Linked DNA regions of Homo sapiens: region 2 is linked to region 1. A link is a loop called in an ENCODE intact Hi-C map of the cell type or tissue named here. Cell type or tissue: CD4-positive, alpha-beta T cell. All regions are shown on one strand. Links, peaks and the distances in the headings refer to the core of each region. The heading gives the core; the rest is flanking DNA. Region 1 has its middle 230 kb from the start of SATB1-AS1. Region 2 has its middle 280 kb from the start of SATB1-AS1.

What was found. Peaks named below come from ENCODE experiments on the same cell type or tissue, not always from the same donor. Only the 100,000 strongest peaks of a DNase experiment are listed, where the experiment ranks them.
Region 2: a loop joins it to region 1, with 2.7 times the contacts of the local background. A loop is called at or near these places in 6 of 110 quality-filtered maps.

Annotation. Positions count from the first base shown.
Region 1 is chr3:18,675,669-18,684,053 of GRCh38, reverse strand. No RefSeq gene overlaps it. Among named protein-coding and RNA genes, the nearest start is that of SATB1-AS1, 230 kb to the right of the region's middle. In CD4-positive, alpha-beta T cell, for the core only: no CTCF peak of the experiment used is centred there; a DNase peak (open chromatin) is centred at 4,623; H3K4me3 peaks cover 379 bases; H3K27ac peaks cover 1,049 bases.
Region 2 is chr3:18,721,996-18,730,380 of GRCh38, reverse strand. No RefSeq gene overlaps it. Among named protein-coding and RNA genes, the nearest start is that of SATB1-AS1, 280 kb to the right of the region's middle. In CD4-positive, alpha-beta T cell, for the core only: no CTCF peak of the experiment used is centred there; DNase peaks (open chromatin) are centred at 4,380 and 4,630; H3K4me3 peaks cover 534 bases; H3K27ac peaks cover 2,500 bases.

The sequences.
Region 1 (8,385 bases), core at 3,172-5,671:
CCCTCCTAGGCCTCTGGGCATGTGGTGGGAGGGGCTACTATGAAGGTCTCTGAAATGCTCTGGAAACAATTTTCTCATTGTCTTGGCTATTAACATTTGGCTCCTCTTCATTTATGCAAATTTCTGCAGCAGGCTTGACTTTCTCCCCAGAAAATGGGTTTTTCTTTTCTACCACATGGCTGAGCTGCAAATTTTCCAAGCTTTTATGCTGTTTCTTTTTAAAATGTAAATTCTAGTTTCAGATAATCTGTTTGTTCACACATATAAGCATATACTTTCAGAAACAGCTAGGTCACATGCTGCTTAGAAATTTCTTCTATCAGATACCCTAAATCATCTCTCTCAAGTTCAAAGTTCCATAGATCTGTAGGGCAGGTGCACAGTGCCACCAATCTCTTTGCTAAAGTGTAGCAAGAGTGACCTTTACTCCAGTTCCCAATAAGTTATTCATCCCCATCAGAGACCACCTCAGCCTGAACTTCATTGTCCATATCACTATCAGCATTTTGGTCAAAACCATTCAACAAGTCTCTAGGAAGTTCCAAACTTTCCCACATCTTTCTGTCTTTTGAGCTGTCCAAACTGTTGCAACCTCCTCCAGTTACCCAGTTTCAAAGTCACTTCCACATTTTCAGGTGTCTCTATAGCAGTGCCCCACTTTCCTGGTACCAATTTTCTGTACTACTCTATTTTCATACTGCTATGAAGAACTACCTGAGACTGGGTAATTCATGAAGAAAAGAGATTTAATTCTCCACAGGCCATATAGGAAGCATGGCTGGGAGGCCTCAGGAAACTAACAATCATGATGGAAAGCAAAGGGGAAGCAGGCACGTTTTACCATGATGGAGAAGGATAGAGAGAAAAGCGTGGGGGAAAGGGCCACATATCTTTAAACCATCACATTTCATGAGACCTCACTATCATAAGAGAACAGCATGGGAGAAATCTGCCCCCACTATCCAGCCATCTCCCACCAGTTCCCTCCCTCAACACTGGGAATTACAATTCAACGTGAGATTTGGGTAGGAACACAGAGCCAGACTATATCTGAAGTGGAGCCTGAAGATGTGGCTGAATTGCTGCAATCTCATGATAAAACTTGAACAGATGAAGAGTCACTTCTTATGGATGAACAAATAAAGTGGTTTCTTGAGATGAAATCTACTCCTGGTGAAGATGTTGTGTACATTGTTGAAATGACAGCAAAGGAGTTAGAATGCTACAAAAACTTAATAGATAAAGCAGCAGGAGGGTTTGAGAAGACTGACTCCAATTTTGAAAGAAGTTGTACTGTGAGTAAAAACCTATCAAACAGCACCACATGCTACAGAGAAGTCTTGCATAAAAGGAAGAGTCAATCGATGTGACACATTTTATTATTGTCTTATTTTAAGGAATTGCAACAGCCAAGCCAAGCTTCAGCTACTACCATCCTCATCATTCAGCAGCCATCAACATTGAGGCAAGACCCTTCACCAGCAAAAAGATTACAACTTGCTGAAGGCTCAGATGTTTGTCAGCAATTTTTAGCTGCTAAGTGTTTTTTAATTAAGATACATACATTGTTTCTGTAGGTATAATGCTATGGTAAACATAATGGATTACAGGATAATTTAAATATAATTTTGTATGCACTGGGAAGCAAAAAATTCATGTGATTTGATTCATTTCAATATTCATTTTATTGTGGTGGTCTTGAACCAAACCCTCTATTTCTCTGAGGTGCATGCCTGTAGTTCCAAACATGGGTTCAAAACTTTAACCAATAGAAATTTGGAGCTGGGAATTTGGTATGTCACAAAGTTATATAGAATTGAGTATTAGCATTATTATATAATTGCTGTTGTTATGCTTTGGACGTCTACACAGTTCTTGGTGATGAATGAAATGTCTAGAAAGGTGTGATATCTGATTACAAAGAACTACCATTCTAAAAAGCCACAGACCAAATAAGAAGGGAAACAGAAGAAAAAAATATTATTTTCACTGTTCATTTTCTCATTTCCTTTTATCCTTTCTTATTATGAAGAACAGAGGTGGTGGGCAAAGAGCGGGTAACTGGCATGTGCACACACAAATCCAAAGTGTCAATGATTCTTCAGCATCTATTGAGATTTGCATCCATCTAAAATGGTACCTCCAAATATGATGAAAACAGATAATATATCCTGTTCAGAAATGCAATTGAACTGAGAAAAATCTCAACAGAGACGTTCATTTGAGAAATTTTGCTACAGCAAAAATTACCAGTAGTCAGAATGATTCCTCTAGGTCATTGTCTAAACAATGCCTAAAAGCTAGTGAGAAAAATACAAAAACAGTACTATTGTTTTTCTCCTTCCAATCTTTGGGCTTCCTTTTTGAAAAAACTCAAAGATTCAGAATTGATTTTTAATTGCAAATTTAATAAAGGAGAAACTTTAAAAAATATATCTAGTGAACTTAGGTAGTATAGAGTTGAATGCCTGGGGATTGTAGGTTCACATGAGGATGTGAGTTTTGGTTTTACTAAGAAACACAGGCACAAATAAAAGAGAGAGAATAAAGCATCATAATATGGAGTAATTTATAGTGTTTGTGAAACATACATTTATCTATAAACTATAATGTCAAATTCCATACCATTAGAGTAAAGAAGAATGGCTAAACATGATGGAAGGTAGAGGGATAACATTTGTTCTTTTTCTAATTTTTAAAAATAAGCCATGAAGAAGAAATATTATATCCCAGGAACAATTAGTGTAGCTGAACAGGCATTGAATTTTGTTCCTAGGTTTATCAAGAATTAGTTGGAAGGACTTTCCCTGAGGCCTTATTTTCTTCAACCTAGAATTTGGGGGAAGGGCGGTGAGGGGGTGGACCAGATGATCTTTAAGATCGCTTACTGTGCCAGAATCAAATGTATTCTAAATCTATCATAAGTTCCATTTTATACACATACGAACACACAAAAGAGATAAAAATGCCAGTTGTTATCTTTTTCCCAAGGCTTTGGTTTTGTTTCAGACCTTATTTTGGAAGGGGAAAAAATCACAGATGAATCACTGCAAATTATGATACCAGTCATGGATCTTATCAAAATTGACGACTCATCCATTTTCAGCAGTTTTGCTAGCCATAGGAAAAATGCAGTTTTTTTCTCTTCCTCCTCCAAAGGCCAAAGGAACATGATTGCATCTTTTCTCTAATCTGTAAAAAAACGGCTATGATCATTTTTTAAATTGTTTTGTACACTTCAGTGTTTAATTCACAGAAAGCAAATTGTTTAAGTTCATTTTGAAGCCAGTCTTTTCAAAAGACTAATGTTAATGTTTTGATTTTCTGGCTTGTAGTCATAATATTTAATATAATGATTATTAATATTTATTCTAATTTGTTATCATTATTCATTTAAAGTTGTTTGATTTTAGTTTATAAGTCCTAATATTATGTAATAGTAAGAGCATGTAATTTGAGTCAAGGGCATATATATTTGTGTATATCTTTTCTACTTATAGAGTTGTGACCTTTTAGGTTTTTTTATTTACTCATTTATTCTTAATTTCCTCACTGGTAAAATGAAGAAACTGATAAAAACATGTCAAATTTACTATCTGAGGATATTGAAAAATCAAGTAAAATAATTATGTGAAACCATTTAAAAATTGCTGAGCATGATGCAACTAATATTTATCCTAATTATTATTCTCCTACTTATTTTTGTACTCTACACAGTAATGGAATTCTACACATATTTCAAGTTGGGATTCACAATTAATTTTATAATTTCTATGTACTTTTGAATTTATGGTTGTCCAGTTCTGCATACATAAATTCTTAAAAAATCAAAACATGTCTGGCTAATCCAGAACCACTATTAACATAAAATGTGAAGAAGTAGTCCAACTGGCTCAGACAGCATGCTGATAGCTCCAGTGTATTCAGCACAACTAAATGTTCACGACTGGTGGTTTGTTCAAATATACAATATGGAAATATCCTCATAGATTAAAATCTTACCCAGCCAGAAGTACTACAACTGTGATGGCAAAATTTAAAGACAGGGCAAATTTTCAAATGTAACCTTTCACTCAATTCTGTCCAAAATGTAATTCATTTCCATTCAGCAAAGTGACTATTTTTGCAGTTTTCCTGGGCTTCCACAATGGAAGGAGTTTTTGATTATTGAGGTCACTATCAGGAAAATAAACTAAGAGTTGTGATTGCCGTACACAGACCTATGGAGATCCTGAGAGTTCATAAAGATGGAAGATACTATAAAGTGTCCATTCTATGTGCAGAAACATGGTGAGAAGGTTTATTTTGGATTTCTCAAAGAAAATCATTATAGCAACCTGGAAATTTAGTGTGGTTCCTTGAATTTAAGCAGTCTGGGGAATTATTGGTTTTGAATTACTGGCAATAGTGAAGAGGGCTAAATACAGTTTCAGAATGAAAATTAGTATTATGTTGTCAGGAAGTGAATGAGCAAAAAGGTGCAAAGGCAAAAAAAAAAAAAAAAGAGAGAGAGAGAAAGAGAGAAGATCACTGGGGCTGATACCAAAAAGTGCAACATAAATTCAGAGATGACAGAGCAGGTGAAGATTTTCAGTGTGGCCACGACAATGTCACCTACAGCTGAGAATCAGAGAAAGAAAGAGAGAGATAAGCAAGGAAGCCGCAGTGCAAATGTGAAGCAAGTTCACTTTACTACGTTACCACTTGAGGTCTAAATGAGATCTGATATTTTCTCTCCCATCCCCTTTAATGCCGTCATTAGAAATAGTTGAAAGCTTTAGAAGCTACAAAATTTCTGGAGAAAACATAGCTGCAGTTCAGTTTTTTAACAAAAAGAATTAACTCCACACTGCCTTGCCTGCAACATTGAAGCTTGGCTCTCAAACAACAAATTGCAACATAACTTTTTTGATTTTGTTTTTTATTAAGCTTATGTCCACCCTCCAGCCAGGGCTCACATTTTTCCTTCTGGCTCAATAGAAGCTTCAGGGAGAAGGCTTTACATTTTTCATTCCTTGAAGTATTTCTCTTTCCTTGCAATTCAGGTATCTCGTCCCACAATTTTATTTTACAAGTTCATATATTGGAAATGTCCCATGATAGAGTGTTGGAATCAAAAGCCTGAACTCAAAATGCTGTGCCATTAATAGAGTGGCATTACACAGGTCATTTAATTGTTTAAGTTCTTTGAACTTCAGATTTTTATCTGCAAATAGGAATAAGCTCATAATTTGAAGAGATATTTTGGGGATTAACTGAGATATAATAATTAAATTTAAGAAAAGATACTAGACTAAATGTTGGCTAGCTTCACCTCTGCCTACTCCTTCTTAAACAATCCTTGGAGAGAACTACATCAAAAAGTGAGTAAAAGAAAATCTTTCTGAATAAAAGCAAGGACTTTAGAGATATATAAACCTGTTTAGAATCCCAGTTCCACACTTACTAGCTCTGTGAACTTTCTTGATTCTTAATCTCTCCGAATCTAAGTCTCCTCTTTTTTAAAAGGAGGATAGTACTTCATGTCCACTAGGATTTCTTTAAGTTGAAATCATGTATTCGATGTATTTGTTTTATTCATGCAAAGAAATATTTTTGGATAGTCCCAGGCACTGTTCTAGGCACATGGGAATACATTAGTGAGCAAAACAAATAGAAATCTCTGCCCCATGGAGGTTGAGTTGTGGTGGGAGAAGACAAATGATACATAATAAATAAAATAAATAATTTGAATGGCACACTAAATGGTTATAAATGCTATAGCAAAAAAGAAAAAGAAAGGGGTTTGAAAGTTTGGCAGGAAGTTTTTTGAGTTGAAAGGAAGGCAGACCATGCTTCAGTGTGCAATGTGATGATCAGGGTGGGGCTCACTGAGACATGAGATTAGTGCAAAATCCTGAGGAGGGTCTGTAAGTCAGTCAAGTGGGAATAGGAGGGGAAGAGCATTACAAGCATCAGGATCAGATAAGTAAAAACTCTAACAGCAAGGAGGCCAGTGTGGCTGGAAATAAGTATTGAAGAAACTAGTAGGGAAAAGGTGAGAAGGGCGATAGGAACCAGATAACATAGGGCCTTAAAGGCCATTGTGAGGACTTTGATTCTGAAGGAAACAGAGACCCTTTTGTAGAGTTTTAAGAAGGCAGTGATGTAATCCAATTGATGCTTTTGGAAAATCCTTTGACTGCTGTATTGAAATTTTTTCAACTGGGAGGACACAGGATAGTAGTGGAACAACTGGTTTAGAGGCAGAATATGGAAGAGGAGTAAAGCAACCAAAAAACGGTAGAATGATGAGAAGTTGTAAAAATGTAGATCTAAGTTAAAAGTAAAGCTCATAAGATTTCCTGATGTATTGAATATTACATGTAAAAGATAGGGGAGAGAATGAAGATCTCTAGATTTTGTGGCTGGGCAACTGGAAGAATGGAATTGCCATTAGCTTGAATGAAGAAGACTATGGGTTGAGCAAGTTTCAGGGCAGCGAGATTAGGAACTAAGTTAGGCAAAACCAGTTTCAGAGGTCTATTAAACACTCAAGAAAAGATGTCCAATGTACAATTGGATCTATGAGACTAGGGCTCAAAAAAGATATCTGAATTGGGTATTTCAACTCTGGAGTCATCAGCATTCAGAAATATCTAAAGCCATGGGACTGGATAAAATCAACAGGCAAGTGAGTAGAGCTAGAGAGAGAAGATGACCACAGATCAGGAGAACAGATAAGTAACCAGTGAAGGAGGAAAGAATTCAAGGGAACACCCCTGGAAGCCAAATCAAGAAAGCATATCTATAAGAAAGGAGGGAGCAGTGACTACAAATGCTGCCAGTAGGTTGTATAGGAAGAAAAGGACTGAGAACTGATTTGGATACATAAAGATCATTGTTAATTTGATAAGAGCAGTTTTGCTGGAATGGTGATGGGGGTGGAGGATGCCTAACTATGCCAAGTTTAAAAAACAATAATAAGAGAAATTTTTGAGAAAATAAGAATAGATGCCTTTATCAAGAAGTTTTGCTGAAAATGAAAAAAAAAGGAATGATAAATTCTGTGAAAAGTAGAGTCAAATGAAGGCTTTTTGAGGTGGATGAAATTAAAGCATGATTCAGTGTTGACATTATATATGTTAAGCCCCTGTAAAAAGGCTTGCCCCATGGCAGCTAGCGTTATCTATATTCCCTATGTACCAGTTCCTTTTTTTTTTTTTTTAGACAGAGTTTCTGTCTGTCACCCAGGCTGTAGTGCAGTGGTGCTATCTCAGCTTACTGCAAGCTCTGCCTCCTGGGTTCACGCCATTCTCCTGCCTCAGCCTCCTGATTAGCTGGGACTACAGGCACCCGCCACCACACCTGGCTACTTTTTTTTTTTTTTTGTATTTTTTAGTAGAGACGGGGTTTCACCGTGTTAGCCAGGATGGTCTTGATCTCCTGACCTCGTAATCTGCCCGCCTCGGCCTCCCAAAAAGCTGGGATTACAGGCATGAGCCACCTCAGCCGGCCTGTACCAGTTCTTAAACTGAATAACCCTGGCTATCAAAAAGTATTTATGTATTGATACTTTCCAACATACAAGTACCTGTGAATATAAGTGACAAGATTGGCCTATGCCTGAAAGGGATGGGAAAACTCAACTGGAAAGAAAAGTCTTTCCCTGATTTGGAAATCTCTACACTACATTCAAGACAATCACACTATTTAAAGGAAAAATACTAAGAAGATTACCATGTTTTTTTGTAACCTCTTTGGAGCTATCACTTTTGCATCAAGAGACACATGATCTTCCTGAAACAACTCATTCTGTTATTTATAAAACAAAACATATTTTCTCAGAGATATAATGTCATAGTGATGCTTATATCCTTAGCTTAAGACTTCTAGCACTCTTCAAATCTATTCAATTCACAGTACAATTGGAACACTATGGAATGAAGAAGAAGGGAAAGACTAGAAGAAAGGTTAGATCAAGAGGAAAAATAATGTGATTAAGTAAGGAGAAGAGTTCCATACAGGTGACAGTAGGTGATTCAGCTAAATGGGAAGGACCAAGTAATTTCCATTACAATTATTGAAGTTTATATAGAATTTGGTGGTGTTTGTTTTGTCCAATCTCAGTTTTTTGATAGTTGCACCTTGATTTTTCCCTTGAAAACTATCTTTCCATTATCGCCAACAGATTTGGTGGAATGTAGATCTAGTTGCCGTGCCCTCTCCTTGACAAGCTGTAAGCAAAAACCCAAGCTGAAATAATGAACTCTTCATCTTAAAGGAAGTGGCAACAGGAAAGAAGAGTTGTCACTGTCTCCTTTCCATGAGAATTCCCTTAAGAGATAGTCTACTGGGTCCAACTTCCCAAATGCAGGGCTCATCTTGAGTCAATATACTCTGCTA
Region 2 (8,385 bases), core at 2,882-5,381, 47 kb before region 1:
ATGATTTATTTAAAAATTGAGTAGAAAGTGTTATTAAAATGATTTGCTACCCATCAATAATAATAAAAGATAAATGGGGGAAAATCATTATTCCTTTGTCATTGCTTCTCTCAGACTCCAGTTATTTAGCTAAGTAGGGCAGAGGGGAAGGAGTGCCTGAGGTAGCTGGGAAAATATTAAGGGAAAAAATTTGTGAAAATAATTTTACAAGCCCTTCTGTTTTCCAACAAGGGGCATATCTGTCCCGGGAGCCTTGCAGCTGTGCCTTGAATAGAGCAAGCTATTAGGTTTACAGCTCCCCGAAAATAGTTTCACACAGCTCTGATTGCATAGGGCCCTCTGAGGTCCTGCTGCAGGTTTGGTTTGGTTTCATGGTGATTTTATATTTCCTGTTCAAGTTTTTATTAGTTTTATATAGATACATAAGCATGAAGGGTCAAGGGGAAGGGAGAAACACAATAAGACCAAATGGAGTTTTTCAGTTAGTAATAGGAATTTAAGGAAACAGGATGTTGCTCAACTCATGGGAGGTTGATGCTGGAGTCTGGAGAGCCAGGCCCATGTTTAATCAAGGATCTGATGTCAAATAACTATGCAGAGTGAACCTATTGCATCGCTCAACTTGTATTCCCCTCCCATTCTTCTATGTTCTTCTATGTATGAAGACTGTCTTGCCAAAGCTATTTCATTGTTGTAGACATTAGGAACAGAGAAAAAAAATACACTTGTGGACCAAGGTAATTCTAAATCTATTTCAGTTGGTGTTTAAAGGCATGGGCCCAGAAGCCATACTGCCTGGGTGTAAGTCCTAGCTTCTCCACATTCTAGCCATGGGATCTAGAACACCAGTATCCTCATGCCTCACCTGTGAAATGGGGACAATAGAACTTACCTCATATGGCTGTGTATATGTGGAAAGTCTCATTTAAAAATAAATGAGAACCAAGGTAAAACTTATAATAAATTCTTCTATATATCCACATGCATATAAACTTAGAAAACTACTAGGCATACAATGACTGAAATAATATATGTTAAATATTTAGGACAGTATCTGTCTCATAGAAACTGCTCAATACATTTATCTCTTATGTTTATTATTATTATTGCTGCTGTTACATGTTTAATGAAGTATTAATTTACACAACCAATTATCTCATCTCAGTTTCCTGAGACGCTGCTATATATACTCCTGGTCTTCTAGTACCCTTGGGTCATGGTGGAACCATGCATGTGATTTGGTTGCATGAAGAATCAGGCCAGTGGACATACATTTACCTGTGGTAATCCACTGAATACTTGTGGAAGTGAAAAAGTACCCTCTAGAACCATGCTTGTCAAATGTTAGTGTGCATGGGAATTGTCTCGGAATTGCATTATGGAAATGCAGCTTCTGATTTAGTAGGTCTTGGTTAGGCCTATGTCTTTGCATTACTGCTAGTCTACAGACCATACTTTCAGTCACCAGAGAATCTAGGAATGAGCAGACAACCTAGGCTCCAGGCCCACCTCTCCTGCTGAATTCAAATGGTATTTTTCACAATTCACTTATTTCCTTCACCCTGTCAGCCAGCCAAATAAGCACTGGGAGTGTATAAGAACTGCAAGAAATGTTTTGAGGAACGCAAAGGTGACTGTGGCATGCTCATTCCTGCTTTTAAAGGATTTACCACCTAATGGTACAGAAACACACACACACACACACACACACACACACACACACACACACAAAGGAATGCCATCCAAGACTGCAAGGAGGAGCCAAAAGTGTCCAGGAGAGGGAGGATCATACTGGCAACCTAAAGAAATCAGGGTAACACATTTAATGTTGTTTTGCCTTAATTTGCCCCTCTACAAAATGGAACTAATTTTTTTGTCACTTGGCTCTTAAGACTATACTGAGGGCAAAATGAATTCATCAAGTTTAGAGTATTTTTGCAAGCAGTATCCTATGTAATTGTTGTTAATATCAGCAGTAATATCAATATTCCAGTTATAAATAGATAACTCACTTGGAGTGATTCTACTTATTATTGTACATAATTCTAAGTATCACTTTTGTATTAGGAAACGGCTCTCTTTGCTGACTTCATGACTGTAGGGCAAACGCTGTGTTTTTGACATGGGACAGGAGGAGTACCCTGCATGGGGACTCTGCATTCAGCTCATAAGTAACATGGTGGGGTTGTGGAGAAGGCAGTTCCATTTCTGTCTCACAGCCCAGGATCCTGGGTTATTAACTGGGGGCTGTGAGGAGTATGGAGTTTGCAGAGGGAATATTCTAAAGAGGTGTGGTCAAGTTGTTCAGAGAAGAGCAAGCATCTGAAACAGAATAATAGAAATTATTCCATTCTTCCGATTATGGCAACACATAGGAACCCTACCCATCCCTTTTCCCACTTCAAGATGAACTGGTTACTATTTTTAGGGTTCTTTCTTTTGTTCTAAACACAATGAATTTTAAGTTGCCGGCTACCCAAGATACAGAGCTCTCTGTGGGTTAGGGTGAGACATTTGTAGGGCCTACATCACAGCTCAACTTCTGCCTCTGCCCAGTCTACTTTCCCCTCCTGCACATCCACAGATGTTGATCCTGAGGGCACTCCTTAATAAATACTCTGCTTGCTAATCCTCCCTTAGAGTCTGCTTCCTAGGGAACAGAACCTGTGACCTCTTTGACCATTCCTCTTTTTACCTTGTGGCACATCTAAACAAAATTGACTACTCTCAGCTCCTTGAATAAGCCACAAACTCTAACCTCTATGTTCATTTGCACATATTCCATGTCCATCACATAATAAAATACCCAGCACATTGCAAATATGCATTAGTTATTGTTGAAAAAACATGTGTCCTTGTATCTGGCCCTTCTTCCTCTAATCTCCCTTTCTTGAGTAACTACTTCATCCTCATCTTTTCAGATAATTCAGCCTAAATGTCACTTCCTCTACCAAGCATTTTCTGATTTTCCTTGTCCTTTTTCCTTTCTTGGAATTGCTATTGTTCTCTTCGCTCTATAAGAAATTTTGTTAAACTGTATCACAGCAGCTTATTTGCCTATTTCCCTTCATCCTATGCAAACCGTGAGTTGTTTTTGAACACCTTGAAGTCATGGCTGTTTTTTTCACCTCTGTTTATACAGCAATAGTTTTCTTTTTTTTTTTAACCTTTGTTCATCCAGGCTCAAGAGGTGTTTAAAAATGAAACTTAGATCTGTGATCTCCTAATACAGATCTGCATTAGAATCACCTGGAGAAATGTTAGAAATGTAAATTCTCATTCTTGACCTCTGACTCAATAACTCCAGGATTAGGGCCCATTTCTGCCACCTTTGGGAACTGCTGACGAAAATCTCAGCTTGACTATCCACCATTTCTACTGAGAAGAGATCCATTTAGTTATATTTTTAGTTTTTTGACATTACAGTTGATCCTTGAACAACATGGGTTTGAACTTCTGGGGTCTACTTACATGTGGATAATTTTCAAACAAATGCAGATGGAAAATACAGCATTCATATGATGCGAAACCTGCCTGCATGGACAGCCAACTTTCAGCATTTGCAGGTTCTGCAAGCCTGAATGAGGGACTTGAGTAAGTGCAGATTTTGGTATACATGGGGGTCCTGGAACCAATCCCTCACACATACCAAGGGGTCACTGTAGCTTGATCATTTACTTTTAAGCATAGCTAAGCTCTTGGTCAGGAATACACCACCCAATTATTTCTCTGCTCCTATGGAAAATGACACTGTGCCTTCCAGAGGTCCAGTTTGGTAACAGCATGAGAGCACCAGAGACAGGTTGCCTGGGTTGACCCCTGGTCCCAACCCTTTGCTGACAGTACAACCTTAGACAAATTACATATTTCTTTGTGCCTCAGTGTTCTCACCTGCAAAATGAGGACAATAATAATTTGTACCTCATGCATTGGTTGTAAGAATCAAATAAGTGAATGCATGGGGAGTGTTTAGAACTGAACTTGACACATAGGGAAATCTCAATAAATGTTACTTATTTCTATTTCTATAATGATTACTGTTTTTTATTATGATCTTAGGAAATTACTGTCTAGAAAAATATGTAACTATAAGGGACATATTGACTAACTGTGAATGTCTAAAAGTTTGGCAGAGGAATGTATAACAAAATTCACAATTTGAGATTCTAGTCCCATGACATACGTTATCTTCCCATTGTTAGTTGCTTTTCCATGATCTCCTTGTTCCTGGTGCCTGAAGATTTTTCTCACATCTTGTTGTTCTGGCAGGGCTTTCCAAGCTTAAACAATATGCTCTATAGTTCAACATTCTACAAGAGACTTGGGTGAAGGATGTTTTTTATATCTCGGAAGTTTAAAATTGCGCAATCCTTCAGGCATAGTGTTTCAACTGAGAGTGGCCTGTTTTCTGAAAGCAGTCTTCCGTACAGACAGTAGTATATCAATTTGTCACCAACTTGGAGATCCCGGCAGAAAACTGTGAAAATTACATACCTGTAATTTGGTTTTCTCATTATAGGGACCTTGACCAGTCTGGATGCTATAGAGTAAGGTCATTGACACTTAAAAGAGAGCAGCTGGACTTAAGAATTTGATGGCAAAACTCAGCAACCCCTCCTTTCCCCTCCGCCTCCACATCCCCCTCTGGCAGGAAATTACACCCAAACCACAGAAAACATTGCACATGCTTTCATCCAAAGAGAAATAATAAAGTTGATCAGCTTAAATTAAAAGGCTGTAACCTATTTTTTACTTTGTGTAAATAAGTCAGGTGTAACAATCTATTTTACTTGCCTATGAAAGTGTTCATCCACCTGAAGGCAACAGAAAGCTGAGATTTCACAGAATCAATTTAGGGTGAACTTGAGAAAAGGTTTTCACATAAAAACTCCCAAAAATATTACTATGAAAGTCTGTGAACTTTTTTCTCATTGAAAAAAATAATTGCCTCTCAGGGCCCCCAATTCTAGATAAAGACACAAAGGATGCTTGACCTGTAAAAGATTAGAACTATATGATAGATTTGAAATCTGTCTTGTAAAAGATAAATTCTTTTTTTATTATTCCCCAGTGTAGAACTAAGGCAAATGAATAGAAAGATATTAAGGCAGTGACTTTGGGTCAACATGAGTTTAGGATGTAGAAATGTCATTATATTAACAGCTGGCAGCCTATTTACTCCTAAAAAGGGAAGAACATTTGCTTACAGATATACCCTGACAATGTCTTAAAGAAGATGAGTATTATGCTGAATTAGGTTTGTAGAGTATGTTCTTTGTATAGTGACATATTCTTTGACCCCTCAAATTTTCAGTAAAATAAGTAAACCAGCACAAAGCTAATTTCTAGAGGATCTTTCATGAACTGGTGGAGGGATTCAATGTTGCCTCCAGGACAATGTAGGATGAAAACAAGGACTAACACGACAGCTGGAACGTTGATGGACAGATGCATAAGGAAGCAAACTATCAGGAATTTGCGAAAATTATGAAGCGGGGCTCTGAATTTCCAGAGAAGTTCACAGTGAACTGACAAATCCCTGAGAGGCAGGGAAGCCCTGGCTGACAGCTCATTTTCAACAGAAAGAACTTTCCTATAATGCTCACCTAGCTAGTAAAGTGACTCCCTAGCTCCTATACTTACTTCCTCCCTCAGGGCTAACAAGCCCTACCGTGGCATCCTCACAGGGCTGGACTCTGATCCCCCTGGTCAAGGAGAGAGTCCATTGAGGGAGATGAATTAATTAAGAGATTTACAGCTCAGAAGGCATAATGGAAGATGCAGCCCTGTTTATTGTGCTTCATGAACCCAGAGAAGAAGTCCCAAACTCAGTTTTGGAGTAAGACGGTATTAGAGAAAGTTTCTCAAAAGAGGTGACAGTGGGTTGGGGCAGGAGTAAATTTAAACAAACAGTAAGTTCAAAATGTAAAATTGTTTGATATTTTGAGGGAACGGCAAGCCCTTGAGTGTGGCTAGCTCACAGCGGCTAACGTGGGAGATTCGGGGCTGCCTTTCAAAACAAGCATAGGAAGGTAGCCAAAGACCACATCTAAAAGGTTCCTAAGTCAATCTAAAGAGCTTGGATTTTTATCCTGAAGACAATAGGAAGCCACTGACAGTTTTTAAGTAAAGAAGCACTGTGATTACATTTGGTGATTGAGAAAAATATGTTGAGGGTCTCTAGACAGCTGTTTTGTGGAGTTTAGATATTTGCTTGTCCAATGCCATCCTCCTAGCCTGAGGACCTATGTGTCCTTCCAGACATACCTCCCCTATGAAAAATTATCTGATAATATCAACCCCCTCCTTTGATCTTTGTCACATTTGTTTTTCGCTCCTGTATCACTTACCTCCTTGCACATTTTTTAAAATGAAGCATTCTTCAAGTGTCATTTCACATCTAAATCTTTGAAAATTATTCAGGACAGACACTCACAAGCCTACAGGACACAATCAGATAAGTGAGTAAAGCAAACCAGGAATAAGAGGCATTTGTCTGCATGGTGCTGTGGGTTGAATGTGTCCCCCCAAAAGTTTATATGGTGAAAGTTTTATTCCTTAATGCAGCAATGTTGGGAGGTGGGACCTGGTGGGAGGTGGGAGGTTTTTGAGTTATGGGGGCCTAGGCCTCAGGAAGGGATTAGTGCACTTCCCTCAGGATAGGGATAGTTCTCACAAGAGCAGTGTTACAGAGCAGATAACCCCACTTTGTTTCTTTTCCTTTTGCTTGTGCTCACTTGTACTTCTGCTTTTCTCTCATGCTGTGAAGCAGCACAAAGCCCTCACCTAATGTAGCCACCTGATCTTGGACTTCCCAGCATCTAGTACTATGACCTAAATACATTTTTCTTTAAAAATTACCCAGTCCCAGGTAATTTGTCATGGCAACAGAAAATGGATTAAGACACATGGGAAACATGTAGTAATGCTCTTTACTTCCACAAAAAAAGAGGTTGAAAAAAACACACACATTTATGTAACATAAGAAAAGCAACAGCACAAGGGCAGTGCTAATAGAGATGTGTAATTAACCACAGTATTCATGAAGCAATAGGGAGTGATGAGATCTGTAGTCAATCAGAGAGATCATTCACTTTTGTAAGAAAGGTAGTCGCTACTTGTCCCAAGTAATTGTTGACATGCAGAGTTAGAGAAACAGAGTGTAAGATGTCTTGATTAAAAAGGGGGAAAAAATCAAACTCCAAATTTTTATATGAAATATCCTTATACCTAAAAATTGGTTGAAAACTTTTCTGAATATTACAGACCAATATCAGCATATCAGTGGCCCAGATATATCCCACATACCCTACAAATTACAACTTGCGTAATACATTTTTATGTGACCATGAAGTCTAGAAACTTGCTTAATAAATATAATTTGAAAACAAGGTGCTTTTGTTTCTGTGACTTTTGACACCCTCATCTTTATCATTCATTGAGCTCTGACTTTGTGTTGACTTTCATTGCTATTTATTTTTCATGTTTATTTTTAATCTTTTCAAAGAGATGAGACCTCCCGAATATCATAAATCATCACTTCAGCATCTTTCTTTCCCCAGCCCATAACATGGTTATTTTTCCTTTGTTTAGGCGCTGTAATAATTATAAAAACTAAAATTTATTAATTGTTTACTACAGGTAAACAATTCATATTATCTCATTTGTTTCCTAAAACAATATTATAAAATAGCTACTGATATTTTGATTCTTACTTACAGATGAAGAATTCAAAGATTGGAAAGATTAAACAAAGTGTCCAGGCTTATGTAGTTAGGAAGTTATGGAGCTGGGACTCAAACATGGCAGGCTGGCCCCAGGAGGTACTATTTTACTGCTAAAAATGCCAGATGATGGTAGAAGTGATGTTGATGATGTCAGAGAATTTGAAGCAGGTATTTCTTCTGGCTTACTCAAGCTCTATGATTCCTCAAGGCTATTCCTTGAATGTAAGTCATTTCAAATAACTTTCAATGCATAATGTCCCATACAAAAAAAGAAACTGGGGTAATCTTTTGATTTTATGATGATATTTGTCATGTGGTGATTTATAAACCTTGGAAAAGTACTTTGGAGCCATGGATTCACAAAGATGTGTCCTGATTCCCTTCATATTTGATTTGAATATAATGGCTTTCATATGCATTCAAATATTTCTAAAACATTAATTTAAAAAAAAAGCCAGGTGCGGTGGCTTACGCCTGTAATCCCAGCACTTTGGGAGGCCAAGGCAGGCAGATCACGAAGTCAGGAGTTCGAGACCAGCCTGGCCAACATGATGAAACCCCATCTCTACTAAAAATACAAAAATTAGCCGGATGTGGTGGCAAGCGCCTGTAGGCCCAGCTCCTCAGGAGAGTGAGGCAGAAGAATCGCTTGAACCCA